Regions from separate parts of the Homo sapiens genome. Here region 2 is linked to region 1. A link is an interaction called in ENCODE POLR2A ChIA-PET data of the cell type or tissue named here. Cell type or tissue: Caco-2. All regions are shown on one strand. Each heading gives the region's core, and the rest is flanking DNA. Links, peaks and the distances in the headings are about the cores only. Region 1 overlaps ST6GALNAC1 (ST6 N-acetylgalactosaminide alpha-2,6-sialyltransferase 1). Region 2 overlaps CYGB (cytoglobin).

Region 1 (2,803 bases), core at 68-2,567:
ACCGGGAAGTGCTGAACTTTCCTTCCACTGCCTTCTGGGCTGTGAAGACCTGGGAGGGAGGGGCAGGGTGGTTCTGCCTCTTCCCAGGTACATTACATCGTGGACAGTTCCAACAACTTCCTGCCTTCAGAAATCTCTAGACCAGAACCAGGCATCGCTCTACTTAACATTTGCCCCTTAACTCCAGGGCATGTGGCATCTGCTGGGAAGGCCAGGCCCGGTCACTATGAGTGACTCTCAGGCAGCCCATTCCCACCCCAAAACATCGCCCCAGGAGGACTCTAACCCTCTGAGTTTCTCTCCTCCCCTGTCTTCTTATCTAAGCTAGCTTGTCTTGGGTTTTTGTCAGTTGCGATCAAGTGTTCCAACAAATACAAACCTATATTCACATCATACACAAAAGAAAATTTCTGATGGATTCTTATTAAGCTTAAAGAACAAAAGTACAGAAATATTAATAGAAAGTGTAAAAGAAAATGTATATAATATTAGGGTTGGGAATGACCTTCCTAAAAATTGCACAAAGTCCGGTGACCACAAAGGAAAAGATGGACACATGTTATTGATGTAACAATTACTTCTGTATGACAAAAGATATCACAAACAGTGAAATAAAACCAAACAAATATCAGGCTGAAGAAGATATTTTGAAACAGGAATTAAAAGAAATTAAAGAATGTGTAAGCAAAAACTCAGATGTATGTAAAAAAAACCCAATTCCCTCTAAGAAACAAAAAGAGGTGGAATCCTTTAAAAATTAATTGCCTGTTTTTCTGTCTGTGGCCAGTGAGCCTTATCTCTCCCTTTCCCAGGCATTGTGAAGACCTTGTCTCTGCAGCTGTGTAGCTGCAAGGTCACTAGGCAGATAAACTCAAGTCGTAAAACATATTTTTCCTTGAAAAGTAAGAAATGATGTAATGCATGTCTCAATTGAGTAACTGTCTTTGTTTCTTGCTTCTGTAATATGCTTCCCCCTGCACAGATCTCCCCCTGCCCCACGAAATGCTTAAAAGGTAACCTGACGCTTTGTTCGGGGCTCAGTTTTTTTGGATGTTAATGTGACTGGGCCAGTGCACCTTAATAATGATAATAAATCCTCCTCAACCCTTCAGTCTCTCTGATTCCTAAATTATCCCACTGCATTTAGAAGTATTGTAACATATATGATAAAAAGGTTAATATCCCTAATATACAAAAAGCTCCTACAAATATGAAAAAAATAATAAAAAGGAAGAAAAGATATGAACAGGTCATTCATAGAAAAGTACAAATGACTAAGAAAGTTAAGATTCTCAATACATCAGTGATCTGAGAAATGCAAATTAAAAAGAGAAACACTTTCACCTATCTGATGATTAAGACTTCAAAACCCTAATGAAAGCCAGTGTGGTCCTGGGAGGTAAAGTAAACTTGCACCTGTCAGTGTAGCATTCTGAGACAACAATTCAATGGTGTCCACTGACATTTCATGTAAACATATGCATTGTCTTGGCAATTCCACTTCAAGAAATCTACCCGGAAATCACTTACGCAAGTGCTCAAAGGTATGTGAGAAACTTGATAGGGGTTGGTTAAGTAAACAGTACCTACCCTGTGGAATGCTAAGCAACTGTTGAAAGAAGGGAGTGGACCTGTATGTCCCGACATGGAAAGATGTCCATGATATAGTGTGACTTACAAGGTCAACCTGTGGAACAATATGTAGCATGAGATACATATATATGTATATATACGTATATATGAGATATATATATAAGCTCTCTTGTGCATATATATGTAAATCTATATGATATATATGTGTATATATCTATATCTATATATACAATATATCTATATATACATATCTCTCATGCTACATATTGACATATAGTATATCAATATATAGCGTATATATTGTATATATATCTCCATACTATATATAGATATCTATATCTCCATCTATCTATCCATCTATCTGTCCATCTATCTGCCTATCTCTCTATCTCTCTCTCTCTCTATCTGCCTATCTATCTATCTATCTATCTATCATCTATCTATCGGGCTTGTATAGCATAAAGGTAATGAGCACAGGGTATGGCACCAAAATGCCTGGGTTTGAATCTTGGCCCTGCCGCATACTAGCAGGGTGACCTTGGGAGAATCACTTCAGTTCTGTGTATCTCAGTGTCCTAATAATGAGAATTAGTGAGTTAACGTATATCAAGCACTTAGAATAGGGGCTAGCTCATAGTAAATACTATAGCAGTGTTAGCTACATAATAATAGAATTCCGTGTACCCTCAAGTGTCAAGAGTGGTCACCTTGAAGAGTGGATAGAGGTGGAGGTATAATAGGGAGACCCTCACTTCCTGCTTCACCTTTCTGTATTTTTTTTAACTCTATGAGAACCTGCATTACTTTCAACGTTTAGGAACAGTGAAATGAAATTATTGGCTGGGCGCAGTGGCTCACGCCTGTCATCCCAGCGCTTTGGGAGGCCGAGGTGGGTAGATCACTTGAGGTCGGGAGTTCAAGACCAGCCTGGCCAACATGGTGAAAACCTGTCTCTACTAAAAATACAAAAACTTAGCCAGGCCTGGTGGCATGCGCCTGTAGTCCCAGCTACTCAGGAAGCTGAGGCTTGAACCTGGGAGGTGGAGGTTGCAGTGAGCTGAGATCATGCCACTGCACTCCAGCACTCCGGCAGCAGAGTGAGACTCCGTCTCAAAAAAAAAAAAAAAAAAAAGAGGGCCTCTCACTGCTGGAGATGTGTGTATTTTCTAAGAAAAATGGTCTAGAAGGTATTTTTGAAGGATTAACTTGG
Region 2 (2,803 bases), core at 264-2,763, 110 kb before region 1:
TCCTATTATGCCTGTTCTTACATGTCAGACCCCAGGGTTGGCCTGCCTCAAGTGTGCCTGCCCAGGTGATCAGCCCCAGGGCCTCAGGAGATATGGGAGACCTCGGGGACAGCAGAGGACATGGCGGGGAGGCTGCCCAGCCCACCCTCGCCCGCCTCCTCACGTGGTGGCGTTGGGGACCTGCTGCACCCAGCCCACTTCCTTGTAGGCAGCGGTCACGTGGCTGTAGATGAGGCCACGCAGCTTGGCCCAGGCTCTCTGCGTCTCAGGTGGGAAGTCACTGGCAAATTCCTCGGCGACCACCTCCAGAATGACCCCAGAGAGGATCTGGGGGCAAAGGGAGGAAGGGGGAGTGAACGCCCGGGCGCCCTGCGTCCTGCAACCCCCAGGCCCCTCCGCCCCACGTGTGGCCGAGAGGATCATTCCTAACGCAACAGTCTGGCAGCTTTGGGAACCCCGTGCTCTCAGGACAAGGGTTGCCCTGGACCCAGCCCCTCCATCCTGCTGCCGGGCACTGCCCCTCCCTCTCGCAGCCACTCCGGGGATCACCTCTGTTGCTCCAGAGAGCCGTCGCAGAGCCTGCGAGCTGCAGATGGCCATGACGCGTGGGCGGTGGGGGCTCTGCAGCAGATGGGGGCGCATACCTTGAAGTACACCGGTTCCACCTTGTGCTTGAGGGCGTGGGCTTTCCCCACAAGGGCGAGCACAGAGGACACCTTGTCGGGGTCATGCAGGTTCTCCACGACAGTGTTGAGGGCCCCCATGACTCGGCAGGCGTGCTTCCGCAGCTGGGGGCTCCGCTCCATCTCCAGGGGATCCTCCATGTGCTTGAACTGGCTGAAGTACTGCTTGGCCGAGGGGAAGTTCACAAAGAACCTGGCAAGAGGAACAGGGGTGGTCGCTGAAGCTGGAGGCTGCCTCGGGCCCACCCTGAAGCTTCCAGGATAGTGGGGGCTGAAGAAGTGGACCGCAGTGCTCCCCACCCCCGCACCGTCACTGTTTTCACTACCATCAGTAGACCTCAGCATAGACCCTCCTCCCTCTGGCCAAGCCGGCTCACCCCTACCAAGTCTGGCCATGTCTATCTGCCAGGCTTGCTCAGGCTGGCGGCTTCATCTCCTAGGCCTCTGTCTTCCTCGCTTCTTGCTTCCTTCCCAAACTCTACACCCCCTTCAAGCCCTGCTCTAGTCATAGCCGAGAGGGTAAGAACTCAGGTTCTGGAATCATGAGTTGATCTGAAATTAAATCCTCTCTAGTTGGACTGAAATTGTTCTGACTCTCCCAAAATACTGCTTTCATGAAGTCATGCTTATGCTCAAAAACATTCAATGGCTCCCTATTGTCTGCCAAAGTGAAACTCCTTAACCGGGCATTCCAGACTTCTGAACTGTCCCCCACCCGCTTCTTCAAACTCATGTCCACATTCCCCACTATACTCGCATCATCCCTGTCCTGGCTCAGCGGCTTTACTTACAGTTGGGAAAATGTTCCTCGGGTGAGCCACATTCCTTTCTACTACCCTTTTCCTGTGTCAGACATGCCTTACCTGGAGCAGGCTGGCCCAGGGGAAATGCTTTGCCCCTGAGGCCATTGGCACTACTCAGGTGACCTTCCCTGCCCTCCTTCCAGCGTGTCAGACTGGATCCCAAGGCTCTCACGCACCCTCTGACCCCCTGCCCTAGCTGGGGCCCTGCAGTGTGAAAAATGACAATGGCTTTTTTTTTTTTTTTTTTTGAGATGGAGTCTCACTCTGTCATCCAGGCTGGAGTGTGGTGGTGCAATCTTGGCTCGCTGCAACCTCTGCCTCCTGGGTTCAAGTGATTCTCTTGCCTCAGCTTCCTGAGTAGCTGGGACTACAGGCATCCATCACCACGCCCGGCTAGCTAATTTTTTGTATTTTTAGTAGAGACAGGGTTTCACCATGTTGGCCAGGCTGGTCTCAAATTCCTGACCTCAGGCGATCCGCCTGCCTCAGCCTCCCAAAGTGCTGGGATTACAGGTGTGAGCCACCACGCCCGGCCGACAATGACTTTTTCACCTCCCCTCCCTGTCGGGGCTGGATGTCATGTGAGACATGGGCACCGACTCAATCAGAACTTAAATAACTTAAGTGAATCCCCAGAAAATGTATGGAGTGGCCTGGACCTGTTCTTCCAGGTTGTTCTGCCCCTTCGTGTGTCCCCTTTGCGATCAGAGAGAGCTGATAATTTGCGGAAGTAGCCCTTTGGCCAGGAGTCGAGTCTCAGATGTGAGGGCTGGAACAGATGCGGAGAGGGCATCTGGCCGGGTCATCCCTGCTGCTGGTGGAACTGCTATTGGCGGGGAAGTTTGCACAGTGACCAGGGCACAGTCTGTGTGGAGACTCAGGAGGGCCCCTCTCAGAGGCCAACTGTGACCTTGGGCAAACCGCTTCACAAGCTCCCTGTTTGCAGAAGGGCAAGAGGAGGGCCCCCGCTCACTGCTTCATGGATACACGGGTGAGGACACGTGAGGCGACGGGTCTGAAAATACATTGAATTTTCTGGAGAAGCACTGTAATGAGGGACAAATGTGAAAAACCCAATTTGGACTTAAACAAGCATCTCAGACTTTGGAGGTTTTACAATTGCAATAAAAAATAATGATATGGCCGGGCACGGTGGCTCACGCCTATAATCCTAGCACTTTACGAGGCCGAGGCGGGTGGATTGCTTGAGCTCAGGCATTTGAGACCAGCCTGGGCAATGTGGCAAACCCTGTCTCTACAAAATACAAAAAATTAGCCAGGTGTGGTGGCACACACCTTTGATTCCAGCTACTCAGG

What was found. ChIA-PET counts read pairs that join two places held together with the same protein. Peaks named below come from ENCODE experiments on the same cell type or tissue, not always from the same donor. Only the 100,000 strongest peaks of a DNase experiment are listed, where the experiment ranks them.
Region 2: POLR2A ChIA-PET joins it to region 1 with 6 read pairs; 5 of 35 experiments call an interaction of 5 or more read pairs at or near these places.

What each region holds. Positions count from the first base shown.
Region 1 is chr17:76,640,218-76,643,020 of GRCh38, forward strand. All of the region lies in intron 1 of ST6GALNAC1 (ST6 N-acetylgalactosaminide alpha-2,6-sialyltransferase 1), which reads right to left. Among named protein-coding and RNA genes, the nearest start is that of ST6GALNAC1, 2.1 kb to the right of the region's middle. In Caco-2, for the core only: no CTCF peak of the experiment used is centred there; DNase peaks (open chromatin) are centred at 834 and 1,534.
Region 2 is chr17:76,530,816-76,533,618 of GRCh38, forward strand. CYGB (cytoglobin) reads right to left here. Exons shown (of 4, transcript NM_134268.5): 2 at 645-876; 3 at 164-327. It also overlaps a transcript of PRCD not described here. Among named protein-coding and RNA genes, the nearest start is that of CYGB, 5.5 kb to the right of the region's middle. RefSeq lists an enhancer at 1-559. In Caco-2, for the core only: no CTCF peak of the experiment used is centred there; a DNase peak (open chromatin) is centred at 1,454.